4 separate regions of the Homo sapiens genome follow, and all the other regions are linked to region 3. The links are chromatin loops, found by intact Hi-C in ENCODE. Cell type or tissue: endothelial cell of umbilical vein. All regions are shown on one strand. Each heading gives the region's core, and the rest is flanking DNA. Links, peaks and the distances in the headings are about the cores only.

Evidence for each region. Hi-C counts contacts between places; a loop is a spot of excess contacts. Peaks named below come from ENCODE experiments on the same cell type or tissue, not always from the same donor. Only the 100,000 strongest peaks of a DNase experiment are listed, where the experiment ranks them.
Region 1: a loop joins it to region 3, with 11 times the contacts of the local background. A loop is called at or near these places in 3 of 110 quality-filtered maps.
Region 2: it touches region 3 in a loop (9-fold over the local background); 20 of 110 quality-filtered maps call a loop at or near these places.
Region 4: it touches region 3 in a loop (2.2-fold over the local background); 5 of 110 quality-filtered maps call a loop at or near these places.

Annotation. Positions count from the first base shown.
Region 1 is chr13:44,468,165-44,474,107 of GRCh38, forward strand. The region is part of intron 1 of TSC22D1 (TSC22 domain family member 1); the gene reads right to left. Among named protein-coding and RNA genes, the nearest start is that of TUSC8, 65 kb to the left of the region's middle. In endothelial cell of umbilical vein, for the core only: a CTCF peak has its summit at 3,007 (motif pointing left); DNase peaks (open chromatin) are centred at 2,907 and 3,637; H3K27ac peaks cover 847 bases.
Region 2 is chr13:44,240,390-44,246,338 of GRCh38, forward strand. No RefSeq gene overlaps it. Among named protein-coding and RNA genes, the nearest start is that of MIR8079, 47 kb to the left of the region's middle. In endothelial cell of umbilical vein, for the core only: a CTCF peak has its summit at 3,071; a DNase peak (open chromatin) is centred at 3,012; H3K27ac peaks cover 911 bases.
Region 3 is chr13:44,188,304-44,194,252 of GRCh38, forward strand. No RefSeq gene overlaps it. Among named protein-coding and RNA genes, the nearest start is that of MIR8079, 4.9 kb to the right of the region's middle. RefSeq lists an enhancer at 1-706. In endothelial cell of umbilical vein, for the core only: a CTCF peak has its summit at 3,318 (motif pointing right); a DNase peak (open chromatin) is centred at 3,338.
Region 4 is chr13:44,358,554-44,364,502 of GRCh38, forward strand. No RefSeq gene overlaps it. Among named protein-coding and RNA genes, the nearest start is that of SERP2, 12 kb to the right of the region's middle. In endothelial cell of umbilical vein, for the core only: no CTCF peak of the experiment used is centred there; DNase peaks (open chromatin) are centred at 2,538 and 3,968; H3K27ac peaks cover 2,099 bases.

The sequences.
Region 1 (5,943 bases), core at 941-5,940, 280 kb after region 3:
TAAGCCATGGGTATGCAAAGGCATACAGAGTTGTATAACGGACACTGGAGACTCAGAAGTGGGGTAGGTAGAAAGGGGGTGAGGGATAGAAAATCACCTGTTGGGTACAATGTACACTATTCGGGTGATGGGTACACTAAAAGCCCAGACTTCACCACTGTACAATTCATCTATGTAACCAAAAACCACTTGTACCCCTAAAGCTATTGAATTTTTTTTTTAAAAAAGCTGCTACCATTTATTCAGCATTTACAATATGCTAGGCAATTTTCTAAGCACTTTGTATGTATCATCTTATTTCGTTCCTGTAACAACCCTAACAGTCACCTGGGACACAGAGAAGTAACTTGCCCATAGTAGATGGATCCAGGTTTCAAAACAGTCTGTGCTCCTAACCATGACATTCTGCATTATTTAAGATACCTTCCACCTGCAACAAACCAAGTAATTTTTTGAGGTAGCTGGTATTTAATCCAGCATTTGGGAACCGCTATACTATGGGAATGTTCAAGTCGCTTTAGCCATTTCACTCTTTGAAATCAGACACAAAATCAACAGTATCTCCTATTACTGGTCTTTATATCAAGAAATATTATCATCTTTATTATGAAGAATTTATAATATGCTAAATGCACAGAAATAGTTTTCCTGTAGAAGACTGGCTTATGTCTAAGTTTGCTGTTTCTAACAAAAATAGAAATTTTATATAACATAGTTTTTTCTTAACCTCACCTAGCAAGTTGCTATGTTTTATCAATTCTGCCCTAATAATATCTTAAAGGCTTTTAAATTCTTTCTGTATTCCTACTGACATCACACTAATTCAGATTTATATCATAAAACTTCCAGATTATTGATTGCCATATCATCTCAACTGGTCCATCTGGCTCCAATCTCTCTCCAGCTGGATCCAAGCAAATGCACCCTGCGCTTTCAGGCTAATTTTCTTAAAACATTTCCTGCCTGTCACCCATGCAATTACAAGTCTGTTAATGATTACAGGGTACCTACAGGGTAAGCCCCCAATCTTTATAACCAGGCATTCAAGATCTATAAGTACCCACCGCCTACCCATCTCCGGCTTCCCTTTCCTAAATTCAACTACAGTACAGTTTTTAATCCAAAATTCCTTCATAAAGACAAATACATCTTAAGCCACATTTAAAATGAGAAAAGTATTTAAATTGTGGGCTAATTCTTTAAATCCGTTTTAATAAAATTCTAGCTATCTTGGAGTTAAATGTTCAAATCTCATACTACTTCAAATGAGCTGCTTTTACTAATAGCTCTTAAACTTTTGGCAGAATATGTAGGAGGATGTTCTTAACACAAATTAAGCTCTTGCATCTGATCTTTCTGGTAATCTTGAAGTTCAGAGTTAGTTTTAGATGTCCAATTACTCAAAAACTCTGCCCCAAAGCAACAGGGAGGGTGTAGACTGTGTTTTAAAGCACGAATCTTGTATAATTCACTGAGCCAGTTTGTCAGACTTGAATTGTATTATTTTTACTTGAAAACACATAGTACCATGCCAAGAGGAAAATGTACCCAATCCTAGAAGTACAAGCTAGTGAAATTTATCTATCTATTTAAGTCATGAAAGTTCCACTTACTCGTCTACTATGAAGTTTAAAAAAAAGTTCTACTACCAAGCAGAACTGAGAAGAGTCAATTGACGATGCCCTAATATCCATTTCAGGTGGAGCTAATTTATCAGTTATTTCCTGTGGCTTCTCTGGAGCTCTTATAAAAGTTCTCCATTACCCCTTGAGGACTGAATTTAAGATGAGGGGGGAAATATGATGATTTATGCAGCCATCATGCAAAATCCATATGAGTAAGAAAGTGACAGGTAGATAAACATTTTAGAGAGCCAGAGAAAGGATTGCTGCTGGAAACCATGCCCTCTCCTCTCCCCTTAAGGTAGGGCTCAACTGTTGCTTTCTTAGTGCTTATGTGATGTTAAACTGATTCATCTTTTAAAAGATTAGAAAAATATGCAAGTAATTAATGAAGGGAACAAATATGAAAGAAAACTTCCCCCTAGTCAAATCTTTTATAACAGGTTCGCAGAACAACTCCAGACCTGGAAGCCTGTGGAAAGGGAAACACAGTATCCACTAATGAGCAAACCAAGAAGTCCAAAGGATGAAGATTTTACCCACTGCTTGTTGTATCACCAATAAAGGCATAAACTGCCTTGAAACAGCTCTCCAATTACCAGAGCAGGTAATTGGATTCGAAAGGAAAATAGATTCGCGTCTGGCCACATCCTTTATAATTATTATTATCTCATTCATACAAATGATGTACAACTCAGAGTCTAAAATATTTTTATAGGAAAGATTCCTTAAAGTTGCTCCATGAGCAGTTAGATTTGTTTCTAATATTTCTCATAACTACAGAACTCATTCCTCATGGTCTGGTGCTACCTTTACGATACTGGTGTTTGAAGAAGAAATTTTAAGGCCTCATAGTTTATTTTCCTTCCCCCAAATACCCTGTGTCACAAAAGCCGCTGGGAGAAGGCAATGTCTGCCTTCATTTGCTATTTAATTTTGCAGGAAAGCAGCCATGTTGTACCACACCAGAGGCTGGCACTTCACATGATTCACTTCACCTCCAATAGGAAAAAAATGCAGATAAAGCAAAAAGCAAGTTGACGTCAGACCCAGCTTTTAAGAGTCACGGTCCAGAGTCTCTGCTGGGACCAGTCCTTATTCCCTCCACACTACTGTTACTGACCACTCCATCTTAATCACATCCAATAATACATTCAAATGGCTCACTGACAACAGATAAGTTATATTCTACTGCTTAAGAAATCAGGAAATGTGAAATATAGTTTAGTTTTCCATCAAAAAAGTTAAAATTTAAAAGTTCTGGCATATAAAGTGTGTAATAGCCAACTATCTGGAAAACTTAGATTTTAGATAACCAATGGTTTGCTGTTCATCAAAGCAAAAAGAATCTACAAAATACAATCCTGCCACCTTGTGGTACCTGTTCAAAAGTACTTCATACTTTACCATAAATTTTCTAATTTTAAAAAATGTGCTTATTTGAAAAAATATTAATCAAGATAAAGTTATTTTAAAATATTAAATACTCATGCTGACATTAGCTAAAATGCACTGAAATTTGTTTGAAATGAAATTATTTCTCAGGTCAAAACTAAATTATCTCTTCCAACATAAGATGTGGAAATGCAATTGTGTAGCACTTGGATCTCTTGATAAACTCTTACCATCACACTTTCCTTTCTGACAGTTAAATAGCCGGAATGTTAAATAAATAGAACTGCAAAACTTACTAGATAGCATTGCTTGATCAATTTTTAACTACAAGTAGAGATTAAGTATGGTAAATTTCTATATCTTTACTAAACTTATAATTTTTAGATTGTTCAGACTCTTCAATGAACCTAAATAGACTTAAGTTTCTTAACATCATATTGACGTATAAGAGAATAGTTCTAAAACAGTGAATTAAAATACAGAACCACTGGCAGTTTCAGAGCATCATCTACAATAATTACTTTTAGAAAATTGTTAAGTGATGACTAAGTCTCCTTTGACAAATAAAATATTGAAAGCTTATCCTGTGAAAATATAAACTACCAATTACAGGAGTCCTCCCTTATCTGTGGTTTCACTTTCCATAATTTTAGTTACCTATACTCCAAAAATATTAAGTGGAAAATTCCAGAAATAAGTCATAAATGTTAAATTATGTGCTGAAATCCTCCCTTTGTCCAGCAGATCCACATTGTATACACTACTTGCCCATTAGTCACCCAGTAACTGTCTCAGTTATCAGATCCACTGTCAGCGTGTCAAAGTGATTGGAGGATTCAAGTAACCCTTATTTTACTTCATAGCCCCAAAGTGCAAGAGTAGTAATGCTGGCATATTGTTATAATTGTTCTATTACTGTTGTTGTTAATCTCTTACTGTGCCTAATTTATAAATTAAGCTTTATCAGAGGTATGTATGTATAGGGAAAAAACATACTGAATATTGGTTTTGATCCTATCCTCAGTTGCAGGCATCCATGGGGAGTCTTAGAATGTGACCCCTGGAATAAAGAGGGGTCACAAATGCAAAGATAAACTGTGGCATTTTTCTGTTATACAGCATCCTTTGAATTCTTCTATTTAACAAATACTGGTCATCTCTTTTGTCTCACAACTTGAGAACTGTTCCTTTTTTTTCATATGAGACAGCATGTTTTACTTTGCACACTGGTATCAATCCTTCAGACACTCTCAACCATTGACATATCTGATTTCTGTCTCCCCTCTCACCCACTCACTCACTCAACAAACATATGAGGACCTGCTATGTGTACCAGGTCCCTAAAACGGAAACATGAAAAAGCATAGTCCTCGCCTGTAACCCCAATATTGTGGGAGGCTGAGGTGGGCAGATCACTTGAGTCCGGGAATTTGAGACCACCCTGGACAAAATGGTGAAACCCTGGCTATACAATTAACCGGTTGTGGTGGCATGTGCCTGTAGACCCAGCTACCCTGGAGGCTGAGGTGGGAGGACTGCCTTTGCCTGAGCCTGGGAGGTTGAGACTGCAGTGAGCCATGACCTAATCTTCAAGGAAAGGCAATTTTCTTTGTTTTGAGGTATATATTTTTGAACATTCCTTCTATCCCTCAAATTCTTCTCAAAATAAGCTCCACATCTAATTGTACAACTGCAGTAGTCCATTTTCATGCTGTGGATAAAGACCTGAGATTGGGCAATTTAAAAAAGAAAGAGATTTACTTGGACTTGCAGTTCCACGTGGCCAGGGAAGCCCAATTATGACGGAAGGCAAGGAAGAGCAAGTCACGTCTTACATAGATGGCAGTAGGCAAAGAGAGAGAGCTTGTGCAGGGGAATTCCTCTTTTTAAAACGGAATTGCAGACCCAATGTACATCTTTTATTCAAACTGATTAATGCATTTTTAGATTTAAAATATTAAATTTATTAAATAATATTAAATCTACCAATCACTCAAGTATTTTACATTCATTTAAAACTATACAACTGGAGGCCAGGCACAACGGCACAGGCCTGTAATCCCAGCACGTTGGGAGGCCAACGCAGGTGGATCACTTGAGGTCAGGAGTTTGAGACCAGCCTGAGCAACATGGTGAAAACCCATCTCTACAAAAAATACAAAAATTAGCTGGGCATGGTGGCACACACCTGTAGTCCCAGCTACTTGGAAGGCTGAGGCAGGAGGATCTCTTGAGCCCAGGAGGTCGAGGTTGCAGTGAACCAAGATCATGCCACTGGACTCCAGCCTGGGCGACAGAGCAAGACCCCTGACTCTAAAAATAAAAAATAAATAAATAAATAAAAATAAAACTGTACAATTGGATGAGTACTTTTGTCAGCATGCAAATCAGTTTAAGTTATACAAACAGTAGAAGCAGTATATATGTGTGTGTGTGTGTGTGTGTATATATTTAGCATAGATGTATATATTTTTAAATTAAGCTAGTCAGGCCAGCTTTATTAAGCATTCACAAAAATCCACATTTCAAAAGAACCATGCAACTGATGGTTTACATATAATTTGAGGACCTCTATTCCTAAGACAAACTAAAGTACAGCTAACATCATCTTTAATTATAGACTAATTAAGCTAATGTTTTCTGATAGAAAGGCTCAATATAATACTCAATCTTTTACAATTTTAAGCCAATTTGTAATGGCTTCAACTGAGGAGTCCAACAAATTAAAAAGCTGTTATGCAACTAAATGTTTAAAGATCTTAAGCTAAAAAAGGACTATACAATTCATCTCAGTTAACCAGTAAAAAATTTCTATCATGATCTCCAAATAATCCTCCAAGTGATTTTTAAAATAGCTTTAAAATTTTTCCAGCTGGGAAAAACAAAGCAAAGAACTAAAATGGCTGAACTGAACCTTATTTCACCC
Region 2 (5,949 bases), core at 297-5,296, 52 kb after region 3:
CTTCGTGTCTTGACCAAATTCACCAGATCATGACTCAGAACAAAATCCTGAGGTTGAATATAGAGGTCTAGAACATCTTCAAATTAACTGTTTCTCCTCATAGAGAATTAAAGAAATTGAGAAAGCAAGAGAGAGTGTGTGGAGTTTTTGTCCTCATTTTCCTCTTTCCTGTAGTAGGTAGAATAATGGCTGCCCAGAGATACTCACATCCTAATCCCTGGAACCCATGAATATGTAATGTTGTATGGCCAAAGGGGAATTGAGATTGCTATTACAATGACTTAAAATGGGAGATTATCCTGGATTATCCAGATGGGCCCAATGTAATCACAAGGGTCTTTAAAAATAGAAGGAGGAGGCAGAAGATTAGGTCAGTCCATGAGACAATGTGAGAAAAGCTCAGCCTGACATTGCTGGCCTGGGAGATGGAAGAAGGAGCCACAAGGGGTACCAGCAGCCTGTAGAAAGTAGAGAAGGTAGAAACACAGATTCTTCCCTGGGGCCCCCAGAAAGGAACACAGCACTGTCAACACTTTGAATTCAGCCTGGTAAGACCCATGTTAGACTTCTGACCTACAGACTGCAAGATAATAAATCTGTCTTGTGTAAGCCACTAAATCTATGGTTATCTGTCACAAGCACAATAGGAAATTAATACACTTTCTATTTGTTTTACGTGTGTCCTGAAATGTTAGGTTCCTTAGGATTCCAACTGCTGAACTATATGGAGACAGGATAGTTTAGTTAAAAGAAAAATCTTAGACAAATTAAATTTAACAGAGTTTACTTGAGCAAAGAATAATTCATGACTTGGTAGCCCCAGAACCAGAATAGGTTCAGAGGGACTCTGTTGCTGCCACGGTGACAAAGAAGATTTATGGACAGAAAAAGGAAAGTGATGCACAGAAAACAGAATTGAGGTACAGAAACAGCCAGATTGATCACAGCTCAGTGTTTACCTTATTGAACACCATTTAAACAGTTGGACGGCCTTGACTGGCCAAAACTTGATGATTGGCACAACAGCAAGTTACAGTCTGTTCACACATCCATTAGGTTACAGCTCACTATGTATGAAGAAACCTTTAGGATGAACTTAAAATATATAAGGAGGGAGCTTTAGGCTAAACTTAACAGTGGACAAGATTTGACTCTGCTACTACGTCACCTTGTGGTTTTGGGTAAATCAGTTTCTCTGGTTCTCAGTTTCCATATCTGCAAAACAAGGTCGTTTTATTAAATGATCCCCAAAGCCTCTCCCCCTTTAAGTTTAGACATTCAGTATACTCTCCGTCTTCTTAATGGTGTCAAATGCTCTGGAAGCCCCAGCAAACACCTGAGCTGCCCCTGTCATCATCCACAGCAGAGCACGGACAGGGAAAGAATGTCCACAGGTTCCAGCTCTCTCAGGACTTGTCCACGGCGAGTGAGGCCACAGGAGGTCAGGGCAGGCACAGCAGCTGCCAGTTCTCTCCACTCAGGAAGAACATACCCAGTGCTAAGGAAGAAACACTGTGGGGACAGAGGTGCTAGAGAATTCTAAAACCCAAGCGGCCATGGAAATCCTCCTAAAGGCAAGGAGACTTGTGTTAGCTTCACAGGAGAGATGGGCTCCGAATAAGGATAGTCTATCCAGAAGTTGGGGTGACAAGAAAGACACCAGGTGGGTTATCATGGTGAATGGGCTAGGCTGGAAGAAAAGGTTTTGTGTGGGCAAAAGGTCAGAAAGATCTGTTAAAAGCAGATGATGAGGCCTTAAAAGGTTCCAGGACAAGGACAGGAAGGCTGAGTGAATGCCTTGATGAGGCCCTACTACACTTTGTGCCATGTTGTATGCCCGGGAGTAAGCAGCAGGCACATAATCGGTGCTCAAGACAATAGGTGCTCAGTATTTGTTGGATGAATAAATAAATAGGCATCAACATATTTTTAGCAGGACATTGCCATTATCCAAGATGAATTTAAGGAAGATAAGTGGGACCTCCATAGGCAGAGTGGACTGAAGGAGGCAGAGATGGAACATCTGTATACTAGTCAAGAGGCTGCTAAACTGATTCAGACATAAGGGTCAAGCTGGGATGTTGGGCAGTGCAAACTGAAGGGAAGAAACATATGTGTCGTGAAGACTTTCCCTAAACCATTCCATCTGGGAGGATGTCATTTCCATTCATGCAAATCTCCAAGGAAGGAGACCCACCACCTCATGAATAAGAATAATGCAATAACCCAGACAGGCCAGCACACTGGAGCAAAATCCTCGGGCAGCCATGGAAGCAAGAATCCAACCCACACCATATTTTCAGTAGAAATGACCACTAATTTATGCACAGTTTTTCTGCCTATAATCAAAGCTAATTCTTAGTTCACTCTTGCCTCCTCTAGACTCAACAACTCAAATTCTCCTAACTGCTTTCAGAGATCCATTCACTGAGTCTTCTCATTATTTCCGTTTTTCTTCCCTGATCCCGCTCCAAGTCCCCTCTGCCTTATGTCATTTAGCTGAATCGGAAGACCAGGTTTGCTCCAGTCACACTCATCTGACAGGCCTGCTCTTTTCCTCTAAGTAGCTGGCAGGAGCATAGCTCTGTTCCAGGAGGGGGACCTGTCCTCATGGGAACATGGCAGTTATGGTCCAAGTCCAGCTGGCCAAGAACTCAGACTGTCCTCTCCTGAAGGTTCCCCCACAGAAATCAATAAGAGCCCACCTCCAGACAGTGGCTGGCCTCAGATCTCAGAGGAACTCACCATCCTCTTCCTCTCCATCATCCTCTCTAAGCTTCCCTGTCTTTGCCTCAGCCAAAGTCCAACCCATCAGGGACAGAAGAGTAATTGATGAAGGCCTTAAGGGATATCAAAGCGCTATTGAGCAAAACCACAACTCAACAGCCGTGCAGGTGCTTCCTGCGGCAGGGAGGGAAAGAAGTGTCTTTAGAAAGCCCTAAATAACTCTAGGCAGGGATGTCAGCTTGACAAATGACTGGTGAGAAATAGCCCTGTTGTTCTCTGGTGTGTGATTCATCCAAGGCTGTGCTGGGGTGGGGGGACAAGGCCCAGCCGTGAGTCCCACCGTTGGTCACTTGGGGCCGCTCTTCAGCTTGGCTCCAAGATGGATAAGAAGGCACTTTTGTTGGTGCTCTTGGCCTCTGTCACTTTGACCTTGTTTTCCAGTGGTTTTATTTAGCGGATTTGTGCTGATTTGGTTTGAGCCGCATTCAGAGGAGGATAGCAACTGTGGGGAGACTCTTTCTAAGCATCCGAAGGCCTCTCTCCCTTTGATGTTAGCTCCCAGTGCTTCTTGCCATCATAACATCAAAGACCAGGGGCTGCTCAGGGCAGAGGCCCATTTCATCTCCCTGTTCCCAGCTCCTCAAAGAGCTGGCTTATTGAAATGCTTGTCACGTGTTGAATGGATAAGTGAAAATATCCCGAGACCAAGGGATATGACATGACAGCTAGTTTCTAGACTTAGCGCTGGGACCTTGACAAGGTGCACAGAGTCTCTGGGCCTCTGTATCCCCATCTGTAAAATAAGAAGGCAAGCTCTTGGGTCCCCTCAAACTCAGACCATGAGGTTCAGAGAGGCCTGCAGAGGCTGATTGGGGCCTACACCCAACTCGCAAGGAGGGGAACAAAGGTAAGGAGAACATGAGGGATCAGCAGTTGTTTTGAATGCCCAGCAGCAGGAGTAAACACCAGCACGTTGAACACTTGCGTGAAAGGTCTATGATGTTTTCAGTTAGGAGGTCGGCCTGGAGGCCCCCTGAAGTAACACTAGATGAATGTATTGTGAACAGCCAGTGGGCTGGTGTGGGCCACATGAGACACAAACAGCACCACTAGCCTCCCTGAGTTTACTGGGTCCTCTTCACCAAGGTGTCCCAGCCACCAGCTGGACATTAAGTCTTTGGTTTATGGTGTGTTTTTTGTTGTTGTTGTTGTTGTTTTCCATGAAACAGCACAGCAAATCCATCGTTAGAGGCCGGCCATCCCACCAGCAGGGATGATTTTGTGAGTGAGTCATGCTGAGGAGGCGCTGTGTGAGGTGGGGCTGCGGTTTATAATGAAGTCCTGCCTGGGACTGTACTGAGGAGACAGCCCAGTGTGTCCCAGCACAGAGCCCATTTCTCAAAGCGGTCATCGTCTGATTCATTTTCTCATGCTGGGGGATGTGCTCTGGGTTTTAATGCCTTTAGTTTCCATCAATGGTAGCTTTGTTAGTGTTAACTGAAAGGAAGACAAATTTGTTTGAAATCAAGGTCTTGTGGATGCCTCAGTGTGTACCCTTCTCTGTGCAGAAAATGGCTGTAATCTTGAGATTGAAGAGTTGAATGAAGTTGTCTTCTTTATGGAAAGGCATTTCAGCAACTGTAATTAATGGTCACAAAAGTCATCAAAAGTTTTAACAATCCCAACAATCCCAGTTTCCCCTTTGCGAATCATTTTAGGTTTTTATATAAAGATCGCTGATGCCCCTATTAAGGCTCTTACTGCTGTAAAAGTCAGGTAGGTGAGACTCCAGCTTGGCCTTCATTTGTCCTTTTGTTTACGTAAAGCATCCAGTTACTCTTACACCTTGACATGGCTTAAGCAGGTCTGACGGGAAACAGCCTTGTTTCAGCTGATAATCTCCATGGAATGGACAGACTTCCCACTGCAGAATTGAGGCAGATAAAAGGAAAAAGAAGTGCTCTCACAGCAAGACAGCAATACCTTCATATACCTGCACACACACACACACACACACACACACACACACACACACACACGCCATTTGGGTGCAGAGTAAATACCTATTTGACATATCTTTTCTGAAATACAGATTTTGAAACCACACAAACCTGGTTTTGATCCCTCTCTACCACTTGTTAGCATGTGAGCCTGGATAAGTTGATTAACCTTTCTGACCTTTGGTTTACTTGTTTATAAAATGAGGAAAATTAAAGTACCAAACCACAGTATTGTTGAAACATCAAAGGAAATAATATACATAAAGCATTTAGCACAGTGCCTGGAATATTCCAAGTTGTCCAATAAATGATTGATAATCATAACAATAACAATAATAGAATTTTCCTCTTTCCTGACAGAGAGACCTCTCAGCTCCTTGGCGCTCTATAGGAAGTCAGGGTTGATTCTGTTTGTGGTTTACCATTTAGGATTCACTATGAGGCAGAAGTACAATGTAAGTTACAAGCTATTATTATTACAAATAAGAATTCCTGGAGCAGAGACAATATGCAGTGGTCTGAGTTTGAAGGGACCTGCGATTTTACTTTCTCATCTCAAAAACAAGGATATGGAGGCCCAGAAACCCTGAGTGCTGACCAAGTTTCCAGCTACTTATTCTTAGAGTTAAGACCAGAAACTAGTTATCATGAGTCTTGGTCTTGGGATGTTTTCACTTATCCATTCTACATTTGGCAAGCCTTTAAGTAAGCCAGTTATTTCAGAAGTTGGGCATAAGAAAAGGTGCCCATGGACCGGGTGCGGTGGCTCACGCCTGTAATCCCAGCACTTTGGGAGGCCAAGGCAGCAGATCACTTAAAGTCGGGAGTTTGAGACCAGCCTGGCCAACATGGTGAAACCCCATCTCTACTAAACACACAAAAATTAGCTAGATGTGGTAGTGGGCACGTGTAATTCTAGCTACTTGGGAGGCTGAGGCAGGAGAATCGCTTGAACCCAGGAGACAGAGGTTGTGGTGAGCCGAGATCGTGCCACGGCACTCCATCCAGGCAACAGAGGGAGACTCCGCCTCAAAAAAAAAAAAAAGAAAGAAAGAAAGAAAAGAAAAGGAGCCCATGGTCTTTGCTGCTATGATGGCAAGAAGTGCTGGGAGCTAACATCAAAGGGGGAGAGGTGTTTGGATGCTTAGAGAGCCAGCCTCCGCACGTTTCTCATCCTCCATTGAATGCAGCTCATACCTAAGCAGCACAAATCCAAGAGAAG
Region 3 (5,949 bases), core at 557-5,556:
TTCCCACAGCTGTGACTCAGACCTGTGTTTTCTGGGATGGGAAAGGAATACAGCAAATTATGAGATAAGAAGTGAAAAAAGAATAACTGGCAACCATTATTCCTGCACCCTGGGAAAGAGGGTCCTGCCTGCCTGGCCCTGCCTCTCTTGCTGACTCATGCTGTAGTCGTGACAGTGCCTTTGACTCATCCAGCCTAAGAACCCAAGAATCAACTCTGACACTTCATTCCCATGCATGGCATACCTGGTCATCAACACGGAGGAATTTTAACCCAAACTATATTTTGAGCCTGTTCCTTGCTCCATCCCACTACCAATGTGTTGAGTCAGGCCTTCCTCCTTTCTTATTTGGAGCAGTAAGAGCCTCCCAACTTGTCCTCCTGCTTCCAGTCTACCCAGACAGTCCATCCTCTGACCTTCCACCTGAGTGATCTTTCTGGAAAACAAACCAATCCTGTCACTCCTCTGCTTCTTAATGCCAGAGTAGGATTCTCAACTGAAGACTCCCCTGAACTCCAAGAATCCAGGGGCAAAATTGTACATTTATGCCATGTAGCAGAGGTAGTTAGTGATTAACAAATATTCCTTGTGTATCCCCATATATTCCAGCCTCCCTTGCAGTCAGGTTGGAGCATGGGACTAATTTGATCAACTCAATGTGGTAACATGCTGTATTTCATGGTTATCTGTGGCTCTGATTGGAAGTCATGAAGGTTGGATGGCTTTTTTGAATGGGGAAACAAAATAGTTACTTCTTACTAATTCCAATATTTGGGGGGATTAAAAACAAATTTATGAAGACACGTGAGCCATAGGAAAAAAATATTTAAAGAGAGTCCTTAAGAATGAATATTGTGGACCTCTGGCCTACAGAAAAAAGTCCAAACATGACACTCACATCAAAACAGATGAGACACAAAAGCCATTCTGGTTTTGTTGACAATAAAGTCTTGTTGCCCTGTGCTTTGCCAATCTGGACTTTGACTAATTATTTCCCAGTTATGCTTTACACTTCCATGTGGGCCTGCCCTTGCAACCTCCAGTCCCTCATCTCCAGCCTGTCCAGTTCTCCCCTTATCCTGCAAGACCCAACTAAAATGTTGAACTCAACCTTCTCTGCTGAATTCCCATTGCCCTCAGCCATAATTTTAGTCACAATGCTTCTTTCATCATATTGGCATCCCTGACTGTTCGTTAAAATGTGAACTTCTCCCACACATGTAGTGTCTCCTTCCCATCTCTGTGCCCCCAATGCCTAGGATAGTGCCTGGCACAGAGGGGGCATTCACCAACTACAGTCTCCTTGGAGGTACTCTTCTAGGCTCCTCAGATGGGTGGGTTGCATGTGGCGATGAGTAAACTATTTATCTAAGTGCCCCCTTGCTGTTCCTCAAGCGTGCCAAGCCTGCTTTCCCCCACAGCCCTCACGTTTGCACCTATCTCGGCCCAGAACTCTCTCCAGACCTCACATAGCTCTCTCCCCCACATCAGTCAGAGCGGCTTTCTCTGGTCCTTCTCCCTTTATCTCCTTATTCTGCCTTGTGTCTTCACGGCACATCTGGTACATTTTATTTTGCATTTACTATTAAGTCTGTTCATTGTCTCCCCCAAGTAGACTGTAGGCTCTGTGAGGTCAAGGGCTTTGTCTTGTTCATTGCACATTAGTGGGCACTCAAAAATATTTTTGAATGAAGAAATAATAAAGTTATCATATTTTAACACATCAAATCTGAAACCAAGCCTCATTTTTCAAGCGTTCTTTTCATAAAGCCGTAAAGCTTTAGATTAAGAAAGGAATTTGGAGGGTTTACTTGAGCTCTGTATTCTCATTTAACTGAAGTGGAAGCAGAGATCTCTGACAGCAAAATAACTTGCCCCATGCAGGGCTGAAGCTAGAACCCTTGTCTGACTCCTGGGTCTTGACTCCTAGCACAGTGTTTTGCATGTGGTAAGCATTCAGTTAATCAATGAGTGTTAAGTTGAATTAAAACTAGAAAAGGCTGAGCAGTTTGATGCCTGTGTGTGCAGCTTTCTGCCCTGTTTATAAACTGAGCTCAAAAGACATGGGCCTCTAGGGAGTTACTTGAGAAAACAAAAGTATAGCAGATGGGGATCCAGGTTCTTACCCTGACACATGGACTCCGTTGGGCAGACCTAGACCAGTTAACCACACAACTACCTGACCCTCCACACTGCATGTCCCCGAGATCTGTAGACATAGCTGGCACTGTTTCCTGGTCACCAGTGGATGTTAAGGGTCAAAAGAGAAAAGGATCTCTCTTTTAGCCAGGAGCACTGACTAGGTGACTGCTAGGGAAAAGCAAGAAATGCAGCGTCAGCCCACCATGGTAGGTAGTGGTTGAGGAGCCTGAGAACTAAAGCTCCTTCCGTTCTCAACCTCACACTCTGGGCCAGTTACTGAAATTGTCTAGACCTTCACTTGAAAAATAAATCCTATAGTTAGGAATAACCAGGGTTTCATTACAAAGTTCTTGGCACATACTCCAGGACTAAATTATATATGGTAGTGGTGCAAATTGCCAATCAAACAGTGCCTTCCACAATGAGGGGCAAACATAATGAAACCTTAGTTTGGTAGATCATAACAAAATTGCTCATTATTTCTTCGTCTCTCCTTTAGATGGAAAAGTGTCACCTTTTCTATATGTTCTTTGCCCATTTCAGCTTCTGCCCTCAGACTCTCAGGAATATGGAGAACTGTTTCTCTAAACACTCACGATTAAACAAATTAGGAGATTTCCTAATTGTTTAAGGATGTACGGTTGTTCAACAAGGACCCATGTTCCACCACTCTCCTCTTCTGCAGTATGGCAGACAACCATCAATAACCACAGGGTCCCAACCCAAGCCTTGGAGCTCACCTCATAATTCCTCATGGTCCAGAGAGCCTTCACAATCAACTGGAGCTGTTAGATGTAATGAAATTATTTGCCATCCTCAGTTTCAGTTGTATAAAGCCAGGACCAGAATGTACAAACTGTCCTCAAGCTTTTCTCTAACTCTAGGTCATGCATTTCTAAATCAAAGGCAGTTGCCTGTCTTGCAGGATTTGTTTTCTTTCCTTTTTGTTTTTCTATTTTCCTCTAAGCATACAAGGAAGAACAGAGATTTCAACCATTATTTCTCAGTGAACTAAACATCAAACTATAAGTTTTCAAGTCAGCCATGACCTGGCATCTCTCCGTCTTTTGAAAACGAAGCCAAACAATCTATGGTGCGGTCTCCTTAAGCTGTGTCCGAAATATGCAGGGTTGTGCAATATGCAATGTTTTGGTCAGTCACTAGGTGGCATCTAATTGAGGCACCGGGTGAACTCTCCCAGAAGGAGCGTGTTTTAGAGCACACCACAGTTCTCCATTTTGGCTGCCATTGTTTGGTGGGCGTGTTGGAGTTAATCCATTGCCATCTGTCTTTATTTTGCTAACTTACTCAGTCGGACGCCACACAATTGAGTTCTGCAAATGTCGGCTCTCCAGTACAGCAATTACCGAGTCTCTCTCTAAACAATATCACCGCACGGCATTCTTCCTGCCTTGCCTAGAGCTTGAAACATTCAGGCTCATTTTGACTTTCTTTGCTTATAGCGCTTGTCATCTTCAAAGATGAAAGAAAAATGGTCTGAACTCAAAGCCACAACAAGGCATGGCTTCTCTTTCCAAACTGAGTACATACCAATCAACATGTTCCTATTACATAAAAACCCCAGGCAACACAGCCAAGGATGTGGGCTTGTGCTTGTGCAGTCCAGGAAGACACCACCGCCTCCTCCAGGATGCAGACAGAGTGCATTTTGTTGTTGATGATGATGTTGTTCTTTTAATATTTGAGGGACTGGTGGGAGAGGTGGCAAGTGAGGCACATGGAAGTAATAGGAGAAGGAAGTTAGGAAGGAAGGAAGGAGAAAGAGAAAGAAAGAAAGAGAAAGAAAGAAAGAAAGAGAGAGAGAGAGAGAGAGAGAGAAAGAAAGAAAGAAAGAAAGAAAGAAAGAAAGAAAGAAAGAAAGAAAGAAAGAAAGAAAGAAAGAAAGGATATAGAGGAGGAGTGGGGAGTGAGCTGATATTTGAAGGACCTAACTTCCATTGCTGTTCCAGAAGAGGGATGAATTAATAATCTCAGTAACCTAGAAATGGTGTTTATTTTCCATTGTTTGCTCATTTCATTCATTCACGCATTGTGTATTGAAGACCTACTCTGTGTGTCAGGCAGTGTATGAGATGTTCCAGATACAAGTGGGATCGATTCATCAAGATTCATTGTCTTCTTTGAGCTTACATTTTGTGGGGAGACAGACATTGATCAAGTAAACACAAGCATGATAGCTGTTGTGAAATAGACACAAAAACACACAGGGTGTTGCACAAGCACACAATGGGTGCCCTCACCTAGTCTGGGGGCCAGGAAAGGATCTCTGAGATAGGTGAAGATGAAGGGGGTTTTTAGAGTATCATTCTTCTTTGTTGAACTCTCACGTGCCAAATACTCTGCTTTGCAATTAGCAGATGCTAGATTCATATTTGGTGACCAACTAGCAAGTGAGGAAGATCTAGCAGGATGAGAACCAGTGAAAATACAGCCCAGTCCCTGATGGGACTAATTCCTCCTTAATCCTTTGCTTTTGCCTTTTTTTCCTGCCAAAATTATATAAAGATTTGCATCCATCTTTTATCTTTATTTAAGTCCATTTTGTTCAAAGTTTTCAATGCCTGGTAAACCAAAAGTGAATTAAACATTAACATATTAGTTTACATTGCTATCTACTGTAGTTCTTCAGAATCGATTCACTGTTTAAATTTTAGAAAATAGGAGGCAATTTGGGGAGCAAAGAAGAGGAAGCCAGAAAAAAAGGGAACATACTGTGTTTGTCTTCTCCGCTGTATTACCATATTTTCAAATGTAATTTCTGTCTTCAGGGTTTCCACTATGAAGCAGAGGGAGTCCATATCCTATGTATTGACATAAGATTCGAGCAAAGGCAAACCCACGAATATGCAGTTTTTGGGAACTGTAAACTCCCTGAGTTTCATTACAGGTGCTGGAATAGGTGGATATTGAAAGGATTTAATGTGGTCTCACTACTTACCAGTGCATTTGTGAATGACCCATTCTTGTAGGACTTTATCTTGTCAACCAAGTCTATTTGTCATTAAATATTTGTGGTCTGAGTCCTTTAAAGTCATCTCCTGGGAGAACTGCATTGCCAGGTAGTTTGAAGACCAACGCCAGCTACATAGTAACATAAGGAGCCTTTGCCTTGCTTTATTTTGGTCTTAACTCATTGCTCCCCTAAGCTGAATAGGGAATGTCAGGCAGCTGTCCTTCATGCCACTGAGATTCTCCTGCCTGAGGCCCCAACCTTCCAGAAGGTTCAGGTGGCTGGGGCCTTCCAGGGGGAGTGGCTGGGTCTGTGAGGTGGCCCATGGATAGAGCTGGGGTACCCTCTTCCTCCCACCTCTCTGGGATCTGCCTGCACTGTGGACCTGGTCATGTCCTGGGGTGGGGGTGCAGAGGGCAAGTGGGGATACCAGGGGAAGAAGAAATGTCACTTGAGCTGTGGCAGACACTGGAGGGCCAGGCCCTGCACAACAACCACTGTTACCATGGAAACTCCCAAGGAGACCGCCGAAGGCCACTAGAAGCAGCCTTGGTAACATTCTTCCATTTCTGACCTCTCATTACATTTGACATAATTGACCAATCTCATTCTGGAGACTTCTCCTTCCTCGGTTTATGTGACATGAACCCTCTTGGTTCTGCTCCTCTCACCCTGAGTGACCTCTGTCAGCCTCTTTTGCAGACACTTACTTCACTCTCTCTTCATTCACTCATTAATCACGGTTACAAAAATCTGGTCTTAGGATCCCTGCTTTCTTTTTTTTTTTTCTTTTTTCTTTTATTTTGTTATTATTATACTTTAAGTTTTAGGGTACA
Region 4 (5,949 bases), core at 469-5,468, 170 kb after region 3:
CTGGTGCCCAAGGCCACATCCCTAACCACCCTAGTGCCTCCCTACATATCATGACAGAGTACAACTCACTTTGACATCTTATTCCACACTTCATCCTCACAGCAGCACCATGGAGGGAAAACTGTTAACTCATCTCTATAGATAGAACAACAAGGCCTTCCCAAGTCACAGAGTTCCAGATCCCAAACCCATGACTTCTGGTTCCAAATTCAGCGTTTTTTCTGCTCTACCTCAGCTGCCCCTAAAAGCTAAAGAGCTCCTGCTTTAGGTAGCATGGAGGGAAAAGAAGGAATTTGCACAAGTGTTGAGGGGAAAAGAGGTGATAGTAACGAATGAAAACTCAGAAGAAAAAAAAAATCCCAGAGAGCTTAAAACAGATATTTTCCTTGCTAGTAACAATCTGGTCAAATGATAACTGACCACCTGCTGTGGGCAGAACTAAGTTCGGTTTGGTGTTTGATGTTTGCTGAAGGGCAGGTGCAAAGATAATGCTGATTAGACCTGATTCTTGCTCTAGATGAATTTATAATCTTATTGAGGCGTAAGTTAGACCTTAAACAAAGATAAGCATTTTCCAGGGCAATGTGTGTCTCAGCCGGAGAACTCAAAAAGAGAGCAGCAGGATGTCAGCAGAGGCAGAAGTCCCAGCTGAACTGTCAGAAGAGCCTTCGGGAGGGCAGGTGCGGCCTGAGTATTCTATTAAGAGAAGCATTTTGTGCTCTTGCTCTTCTGTTTATTTATACATAATATTTATAAGGCTCCTGAAGCCTTTTCTGACAATTCAGCCTGGGACTTCTGCCTCTGCACATTTACCTTGATCCTTTCTAGACCAAGATGGGAGAAAACGAATTCAAATCCTTCCCTCCCTCCTACTTTTCACCCTCCAACATATGAAAGATAATGACAAGGCCATGTGCTCATGTCTGTGATCCCAACACTTTGGGAGGCTGAGGCGGGAGGATCTCTTGAGCCCAGGAATTTGAGACCAGCCTGGGCAACACAGGGAGACCATGTTTCTACAAAAAATTTAAAAATTAGCCAGGCGTGGTGGCACACATCTGTAGTCCCAGCTACTCCAGAGGCTAAGGCGGGAGGATAGCTTGGGCCCAGGAAGTCAAGGCTTCAGTGAGCTATGATTGCACCGCTGCACTTCAGCCTGGGTGACAGAGCTAGACTCTGTCTCAAAAAAATAAAAAAGAGAGATAACAACAAATTATCTAACCACAACACTGAGACGGTTACTTGAGTGGCCTGCCCCAGAGTCTGAAAGCCCTTTGAATGAGTCCAGGGGCCCACACTCCAACTGTTAAACTAAGTCATAGAGTCCCTCAAGGAAATAACCTCCCTTTTAGGACTCAGCATGCCTTGGCTGCAGTTAAAGAAACATTAGCCCATCCATGTGATTCCTGTTTCCCAAGAAGAAACTAACCCAACATGGACAACATTTGTAAAAGTGGTTTCCTTATCATGTTACAGGAATCACCAAAAGCTCATCTGCAATCAGGAACCTTGGGTTTTATTTATTTTTATTTTTAAATTTTTGTTGTTGTTGTTTTTGTTTTTTAGAGACGGTGTGGCTCTGTCACCCAGGCTGGAGTGCAGTGACTCACCCATAGCTCACTGCAACCTTGACCACCTGGGCTCCAGTCATCCTCCCACCTCAGCCTCCCAGGTAGCTGGGATTACAGGTGCATGCCACTGCACCCAGCTAATTTTTTATTTTTATTTGGTAAAGACAGGGTCTCACTATACTGACAGGTTGGTCTTGAACTCCTGACCTCAAGTGATCCTCCCACCTTGGTCTTCCAAAGTTCTGGGATTACAGACGAGAGTCATCACGCCCAGCCTGAACCTTGGGGTTTTAAAATTCTGCCTGCAAGTCCAGCTGTGTCAAAATATATGCCTGAAGTAAAGGCCATAATAAGTTTAACCAGTTCCTTTTCCCTGGATGTGGAATCTTATTTCTGCTATTGAATGGGATTTGTATACATTGAGTTCATTAAAGGGAATTATATAAGGGACCTAGAATAGGCAAATTCATAGAGACACCAAGTAGAATAGGGGTTGCCAGGGATGGGAGCAGGGGAATATTGGGAGTTAGTGCTCATTGAGTATGGAGGTTCAGTTTGGGATGATGGGAAAGTTCTGGAGATGAATGTTGGTGATGGTTGTATAACAATGTGAATATACTTAATGCCACAGAACAGTATGCCTAAAACTGGTTAAAATCGTAAATTTTACATTGTGTATATTCACACAATTTCTTTTAAAGAGTGGAATGAAGAGAATTTGTTTCTAAACCAGTTACTAAAATCATCTCCTAAGGGCCATAACAAGACACCTTTTTATGACAGACAAATTTTTAGTAAACTTTTAGAAAATTCCCATGAAGAAGGGAAGGAAGAAATGATGGCTTTGTGCATAACATGAAAAAAAGTCAAACTGTTTGCTAGGAGCCATAGTATGAGTAATTCAGGTGAATCATGGCTGTTTCCTGGATTACTTAGGGAAAAACTCAGTTCCCAGAATGGTCACTCAGCAGTCTAACAGAAGTGCCTTGAGGCTTCCAGCCAATTGCTATGAGTTTAAGAAACCCAAGTCTTCAAAAGTATTAGGTTGGTGCCAACGTAATCACGGTTTTTGCCATTACTTTTTTTTTTTTTTTTTTTTTTTTTTGAGACAGAGTTTCACTCTTGTTACCCGGACTGGAGTACAATGGCCTGATGTCACTCACTCTCACTCACTGCAGTCTCCGTCTCCCAAATTCAAGCCATTCTCCTGCCTCAGCCTCCCGAGTAGCTGAGATTACAGGTGCTCGCCTCCACACCCCGCTAACCTTTTGTATTTTTAGTAGAGATGGGATTTTGCCATTTTGGCCAGGCTCGTCTCAAACTCCTGGCCTCAGATGATCCACCCGCCTCGGCCTCCCAAAGTACTGGGATTATAGGCGTGAACCACCATGCTCAGCCTTTGCCATTACTTTTAGTGGCAAAAATCACTAATGGCAAAAACTGCGATTACTTTTGCACCAACCAAATACATTTCGGTACCTAGAACAGGCAACTTCATAGAGACAGAAGTAGAATAGAGGTTACCAAGGGATAGGGGGATATTGTTTACTGGGTACAGAGTTTCCCTTTGGGATAATGAGAAAGTTCTGGAAATAGTGGTGATGGTCGCATAGCACTGTGAATGTACTTAATGCCACTGAATTGTATACTTTAAAATGGTTACATTTTATGTTATGTATATTTTACCATAGCTTTTTAAAAAAGGTAGACCACTTCAGCTATTTGCAACAATAAAATAAAGATCCCTTCTGGAAAAAAGAAAAAGTGAATCCTAAGGAAAAAGACCAATAAAGAATTGGCAGATGGCCAGGCATGGTGGCTCAAGCCTGTAATCCCAGCACTTTGGGAGGCCAAAGCGGGTGGATCACGAGGTCAGGAATTCGAGACCAGCCTGACCAACATGGTAAAACTCCGTCTCTACTAAAAATACAAAAATTAGCTGGGTGTGGTAGCGCACGCCTGTAATCCCAGCTACTCAGGAGGCTGAGGCAGGAGAATCACTTGAACCCGGGAGGTAGAGGTTGCAGTGAGCCAAGATGGCACCATTGCACTCCAGCCTGGGAGACAGAGCGAGACACCGTCTCAAAAAAAAAAAAAAAAAAAAAAAAAAAAGAATTGGCAGACATTGGTGGGGCAGGGGAGGGAGGGCATTATATTTCACAAAACAGGTTATTATGGACATGAGGCAGCATTTAGTCAGTCAACTCTGCAGACATGTGTCCCAGGCAAAGCGACTGGCCCTTGTCAGCCAGAAGTTTTCCAAGTGGCCCAGTCTCTCTCTCGTTGGCCTCCTGTCCCCTTCCTCTTCCTCCTCCTGAACTCTTTAGAGTCCTAACTGATCATTTTCTGCCTTTTATATTGGCAACCACCCACGTTGAATAAACAAAATACACAGGATGGAGGGGGATGGTGAGGAGGAGACACATTTCAGAGTTAAGAAAACAAATAGCCAGCGAAGCACAGAAGACCACAACTTGATTTAGACAGGTTTAGCTATGGAAATAAGTGTCAGACGAGTTGATTGTTTCCAGACCTCAACAGGCCAGAGATGGAGAGAGCAAACCGTACCATTTATCACAGCAAGTTCACATGGGGTGGAGTCGAGGTTAAGGAAATGGATGGGAAGAAACGAGAAGGGGAGTTAAGGTCCCTTTTTATTAAGTTGTCACTGAGAAAGCCAAGTGTGTAATAAAGCTCTGCTGGGTACTGATTAGACTCTGTGGGTTTGGGCAGGGAAGGAAAAAGGAAAACCCAGAGTGCCCAGAGAACAGGAGGAACTGTGAAAGGATGACGTAATACCAATCATGACGATTCTTGATGGAGCAGAGCGGAAAGGGTTGACCCAAACCAAACCCAGAGGCCCACAGAGCCACACAGCCACTCACGGAGATGTTCCCATGGGCTGCCCAGATGGTAGCATCTCTGGAGGGATGAAGAAGCAAGAGGAAATGTGGACCTTGGGGAAGGTAAACAGGCTCTTGCTCTTTGGCCCTCTTGGCCATCAAAAGGTGAAGAAAGACCCAGATGGACCTTGTCTTTCCATGAGCTCTTCACAGTGGCACGAGCACAAAGACAACCAGAGACTTAAAAAAAAAAAAAAAAAAAAAAAAAAAACCAGCTGTGGCTGGCCGTATGTAGAAGGAATTGATGAAGGCTTTGTTTTCCATGTCAGATTATTATAACAGAGCTGCAGAATGAGCTACATGCATTGTAAGTCAAGTCTTCCCTTTTGAGAGCTATCCATATAAACATCAAGCTCTTTCTTATTGCATGGGGTCAAAATGCTAGATGTGCGTTCAGGCAACACCATTCTTAATCTAGGACAACTTTGCCAATCAAAAGGCCACATGCCTAAGCGTCCTGGCCTTTGAAAGTTCTGTTAAACACTGTGAAAAGTGCAGTAGGGACCATGGCCAGAGAAAGAGAGGGCAGACCAAGCAAATACAAACCAAGTGAACACACTCATGGAGTACCAATTAGGACAAAGGAATAAAGCCCAAAAGGAGCCCCAAATTGCTAAAGCAAAACAAAGTTTAAAGGGAATCAAAAATGGGAGCTTCCTGGAGCACCAGGTTTGCAAGGAAAATTGTGAACATTTGTTATTAAACCAGTAACACTAACATCATTAACCACCATCAAGCTGAAGGAAACACATTTTTGCTACTTCAGAGAAAAGGAACAAAATACCTTCAGCCGAACCAGTCAGTTTTTTTCCTTCTAGACTTTGTTCCTTTAACTGCCAAACTCTGTGTACGATTTTTACTGGAGGATTATAATTAACTGTGTTAAAATGAAGACATTTTATTTTAACTTTTTGTGTCCTACATATTATCAAAATGATCGAGAAAGCAGCAGAAAATGAGTCCCCCTTCCTTACATACACACACACACACACAACACACACACACGCGCTCACACTTCTCAAGTTCATTGAGTACAGTTTTTGCATATGGAAATCATCACTCTCAGTTACCAAGCAACTGCCATGATTTGTGTTTCTATCTTCTGATGGTTCCTTTGTGTCGCCTTTAATGGAGAATTGGACTGGTTAGTGTCCAAGGTCCTTGTCAACACCGAGATGCCGTGAGTCTATGAAGGAGGTGGGGTCATACACTGCCAAACAAAGAGCAGAGAGGCCAGACAACTCTCACCCTCACCCAATGCTAACACTGGTACGGCCCTCAGGCAATCGTGGTGCCAATACGGCAGTGACAGGAAGGGACTGGGCATAGTTGAGGTTTTCTTAATTTTATTTAAAAAAAAAATGCTCTGCAAACACAACTTCAAGACATATTCCAGCCACTGTCCACCCTGCCCCACTTCTTAGCAGATTGTTGTCCCTAAGGTCCTCCTATATAGATACTCTGTAGCGGTCACC